Regions from separate parts of the Homo sapiens genome. Here region 2 is linked to region 1. The links are chromatin loops, found by intact Hi-C in ENCODE. Cell type or tissue: lower leg skin. All regions are shown on one strand.

Region 1 (2,500 bases):
TTGCCCATTAGCAAATGGAAAAATTATAATAATGTGAACTATTTTTGTTTTGTTTTTTAAATGTTGAATGATGTGGCAGTGTAGCTAAAATCCTGCATTTGGAGGCCAGAACTGTAAGCCATTTTTGAAAGGAAGACAGTTCTCGACAATAAGCATCTTGATCTTGAAACCCTTGAGGAGCAGGGACAGAGCAGAGAGTACAGGTGAGAGCGAGAACAAGAGCAGCAAAAGAAAATGAGCAAACCATACTGGAAAAGCAACCCTTGGCCAGCCCCACTGGCTCTGAGCCACGTGCTAGGTGGGGTCAGGGGAGAAGCTCTGGGCCCTGCCAACTGTGTTCTGGCCTCAGCCCCAAGCTGTCCCTGAGGGCTGCACCCCAGAATCCGAGGATGTGAGGAGTATGGTTCTGAGCCCTGCTCTGGTGAGGAAGGGACTGGCAGACTCTCAGATCATGCCGAGGCTGCTCTCATTTGCTGTTTCATGCATGTGTGTTTTGTGTGCATGTTGAAAGGAGCAAACTGCGTGTCGCCTATGAAACATGGGTTTGGTTCTTCAGAAGAAATCCTTTTGGAGTTCTCACAAAGCTCCAAGTTATCCAGGAAGCCCCAAGGACCAAACACGCATTGTGGTTGGGACTGTGATGCCCAGATGGGCCAGTCCTGGAAATGGAGCTCATGGAAGGTGGCGTCGCGATGGCCGGTAGAGCAGGAAGGATGCGGGGCAGGGCCCCCTTGAATCAGCCTGGCTGGGAGAGGTGGGTAGGATTCAGTGAGGGTATCTCAGACTGCACTGAAATTAACATTTTATTTACACACATTCACACATATACAATACACCAAGAGACATAAGAAGGAAAAAACTATGATAAGTTGCTGCTTATGTGAGTTTCCACATGGATACAAAACACTCTTGTATGCAAAGTTAACAAGGTCTGGGCTCCTTCCCAGCACACCTCTGCCCCCGTCCCCCGGGCTTCACCTCACGGCAATGCGCTGGGCAGGGTGAGTCCCATATCGCTCTCAACAGCTGAAGGGGAGCTGCTTGTCTTGGCAGGACCTTGAGAGTTAATGACACATGTAATGGTGTGTGGGGAAAGTGAGAGACGATGGAGGATTGTGTGGTACAAAAAAGCAAAAATATGTGTTATAGAAATAGAGTATTTGCATCAAACTGAAATCCTCCCTATCCTGAGAATTTCAGGAAGAGGACAAAATCACAGGGTCACATCCTGAAGGACACCCTGCCCGGCTCTGACTTTACCCCTCTCAGTGCCCTGGGGTGGGGGTATCGATCTAGAAAGCCACCTATCGCAGGGTGTGTGTATGTGTGTGTGTGTATTCATTAGTGCTTGCGGTCACTGTGAAGACACCAACTGTTCTGAACAAGACTTTCCAATAATGCAGGGCGAGATTGCCTGAAACAAACTAGAAAAACAACATAAAAGAAGAAAAGGGAAAGCATGCCCAGGAGAGCCTCAAATATCTTTTGTCCATATTGCTGTTTTCGAAAATCCGGGGTGAATAAAAAGCTGGCACTCTCCGGGTTTTGCCTGGTCCTGGAATTCTTTTGTAGTGAGCACCACCTTGTGGTCTGCCTTTTGCATTTCCCAAGAACACAATGTCAGGGTCCCCGTGCTTGCTGAAACCTGGTTATCACACTCGGGCTGGCCTCTCCTCCCAAGCCCATCCTGCCTTCTTCCCACCCTACCAGACCCTTCCCACTCGAGGGCTCAGACCCATCTCAGGCTTGCCCCAGTAGGCTCGTCCCACTTTCTGGAATTAAGACTGAACATTAAGTTGCTAGCCTGAGCCCAAGGCCCAGGTGTCCCATTACAGCTGATGTGCCACCCACACGGTCTGTCTGGGGCCACCCCCGGGGGACCATTGCCCTACACAGCGCCCACACACACAGTCCCTCCACATGCCCATTTTGCTCAAAATCTCTCTCTCCTCACTCCTACACCCCCCTTCAGCAACTTGCTGGGATTTTTTCGGCGTAACGTAGTGGGTCTGGGCAATCCCCAGAACAGGAACCCTCCCAGCAGCCCACCACCCCTAGTCTATAATCACAGTCGACTTCAACCACAAACACCTGGAGCACGGAAAGCGCTGCCCCACCCACCAGGAAACTCCGCATCCCTCCACATGAGGACCCATCCTGCACCCGGGAGCAGTGGAGGCATCTCAGCCAAGGCAACTGCAGATGCTGGCATAGCTCCACATTGGACAAACAAAGGTGCCTCGTGAAGTGCCATGATAAGCCCTGCCAAGGTCTGAAGCAAACAGGTACAGCCGGGGTGTCATCCCAGAATAAACCACAGTCAGAGACAAGATGGGGAGATGGAGGAAGGAACCGGAACAAAGTGGCTCCATGCACCGGGTATAGGCAGGCACCTGGGCTCATGGTGTTTAATTCATTCTCATAATAACTCTTTGGGAACTATTATTTTTCCCATTGTACAGATGAGGATACCAAGGCTCACAGAGGTTGAAAATGTGCT
Region 2 (2,500 bases), 710 kb before region 1:
CAGGAATAAATGAGGGCTCTGGCTCTCTACACTCTTCTCCTCGACAAGTATTAATAGTAAAAAACTCTCTGCCAATTTGCTAATGAAAAATGGTATCCTTTGCTTTTCTAATTTTCATTTAGCTATGAAAAGGCTTCATTTAAATTACCCACAGATAGTTTGAGGTCACGGACAATTACATTAATTAATTCGTAATTGAACTTTCCAGAGTTCTGTCGGGTAGTTCACGTCACCTGCCAGTAGAGGGCTCTTCGCTACTATCAAATATCACTAGAGGGTTTTTGTTGTGTGTCAATTATGAAATAAAGACAAATTTCCACCGTGTGCCTTTTCAAATTCTAGGAAGTTCTAGCAAACAACTAAAGACGTCTCTATCCACATGCATTTTATGGGCTTGATCTTTTGTATTTTCCAAAGAAACACTGTCAAACATTCACCATCAGAATTAGATTCTCAGGGGATAATGGCTCAATTAAAACCTGTTTGTGTTTCGGCATGCATGGGTTATGAAGATGCTCTGCCCAGATGACCCCTGGACGTTTTGGAGGTTCTCTCTGAAAGGATCCTATTTTGCTTGCCAAGGAGAACTGCAGGAAAAAAAACAGCTACTATTTTTTTCAGCTGATGTGTCTCGGCTGAAACTCATTCATTCATTCATTCATCCCACACATATTTACGGAGCATCTGAGAGCTCTGTGGTGGGAAGCAGGGGTGTCTGGGAGTTGGGAGACACGGTCCCTGCCTGTGGAGGGTGCAGCTGCCTGTGTCTGAATGGGTGTCGCTGAGTGAGGTGCTGCGGGGTTAGGGGTTAGGGAGGGTGCAGGGGCGTAAGGCTTATTTGCAGGGGGAGGGGGCTCACTTTCCCATACTGTGGTCACTTGGATTCTGTTTAAATACTTCATATGACATTTTGGCCTGCATTTCCACTATTTAAAAATTACATTTTAAGTTTCTATTTCCTTGTAATACCTTTTATGTACTTGCGGAGGTTACTTCAAGTCCTCACTGCAATTAGCTGGATATAAACCATAGATGATCATCAAAAGAAGGGCAGAGGTATACTAGAATGAGAAGCCTGGCTGGGCTGGTAAACTGAGGCAAAGCAAAGAACTAGAGAGGAGCTGGGATGCAGGGGCTCACAGGAAAGACTGGGCACAGTAACTAGGAGGGGACATGCGTGTATGTCTGTGGTCAATGTGTGTGTGTGTCAATGTATGTGTGTGCATGTGCGTATGTTAGTATGAGGTATGTTAGTGTGCACATGTGTGCGTGTGTGTGTATGAGTTTATGTTAGTGTGTACATGTGTGCATGTGTGTGCATGTGTGTGAGTGTATTAGTGTGCATGTGTGTGTGTGGGGGGCAGGTTGGTGCTAGTAACAGGAACATGTTGATGCAATTAGTGCTTATCCAGACTGTGTTCAATGGGAAGGTGTTGGATGGTGGGGGGCGTCAGGCTTACAAACCACCTGAACTTAACTCTTGAAGCCCCGTCTCCTCCCCAGCCCACTGCCCACCACACTATGGCCAATGAATTCTCGCCAGGTGGAATGGACTCTAGCCAGCTTGGAGAAGCCTGTGTGCAAAGCCATTCTCAACTTCCCAAGGTACCTCCATCGCCCCCACCCCGAGTGTTTCTGGGTTGCCTAAACATTTTGAATGCTCGTGGCATCAAACCCTGGTCCCGCCTTGTCCCCACTGCCTGATACACAACACCTGCGGATGCCACTCTGTGTTTTTGGTGATTGACAGCCTGCAGAGTGTGTTTCCACACCTGACTGACACACAGTGCCCGGGGCCTCCACAGCCTGATGCCCTCCCTGTGTGGGGTGCTCCCTGTCGTCACTGGACAGGTGGAGTGGGACATGTATCCCGGGTCCTGGAGAAGCCTGGCTCTCTTGTTGCCTTCCTCCTGGGAGTCCCCTTCCCACGGCAGCCTCTGACACAGCTGGACCCGGCTACATGGCCCACCCTGGTCTAGGGGCCTTTCTTTTGTGTTCTTTTTTCTCCTTCTTTCTTTGCAGGTGCATGTGTCTGAATTCCGAGAAGTTTCCTATGTGTCGGGGTCTAGGCTCCCTCCCCACCCTGGGCCCCTCCCGGGTGTCTGGTTTGACGTGGCCTCCCAGGACTGACACCGATGTTCCAGGCAGGGGAAACAATGGCAGAGGCCTCGTTGGCCGTACAGACGCCGGCATCCCCACCCACAGTGGGTTTTGATGGACTCTGGGCGCTAGTGAGGTGTCTGTCTGTGTTCCTCACTGTAGCACATGGTCAGTGTGGCCCACTGTGGGGCGGGGAGAGTGGGGAGGCCCTGCCTATGTGGGAGCAGGCTATGTGGGCGCTCTCTGCACTTTCTCCTCCCTTTTGCCAGGAACCGAAAACTGCTCTGAAAAATAGTCTATGTAAAAAAGAAAAGGTTCTGCAGCCTATGTGCATGTCGCTCCTCAGCCTGCAGCTGCGTCCGCACGCAGTGGAAGGTGAGCCTGGCCTCTTCATGGACGA

What was found. A loop is a pair of places that touch in the nucleus more often than their neighbours do. Peaks named below come from ENCODE experiments on the same cell type or tissue, not always from the same donor. Only the 100,000 strongest peaks of a DNase experiment are listed, where the experiment ranks them.
Region 2: a loop joins it to region 1, with 5 times the contacts of the local background. A loop is called at or near these places in 100 of 110 quality-filtered maps.

What each region holds. Positions count from the first base shown.
Region 1 is chr2:237,059,372-237,061,871 of GRCh38, forward strand. The region is part of intron 1 of COPS8-DT (COPS8 divergent transcript); the gene reads right to left. It overlaps LOC105373950 (a long non-coding RNA gene), which reads left to right. Exons shown (of 3, transcript XR_007088140.1): 1 at 1-2,500. Among named protein-coding and RNA genes, the nearest start is that of COPS8-DT, 25 kb to the right of the region's middle. RefSeq lists enhancers at 10-119, 1,657-1,706. In lower leg skin, a CTCF peak has its summit at 1,555 (motif pointing left); no DNase peak of the experiment used is centred here.
Region 2 is chr2:236,352,998-236,355,497 of GRCh38, forward strand. All of the region lies in intron 15 of DRC11 (dynein regulatory complex subunit 11), which reads right to left. LOC105373945 (a long non-coding RNA gene) reads left to right here. Exons shown (of 5, transcript XR_007088138.1): 3 at 1,504-2,268; 4 at 2,370-2,475. Among named protein-coding and RNA genes, the nearest start is that of IQCA1-AS1, 37 kb to the right of the region's middle. In lower leg skin, no CTCF peak of the experiment used is centred here; DNase peaks (open chromatin) are centred at 1,464 and 2,164.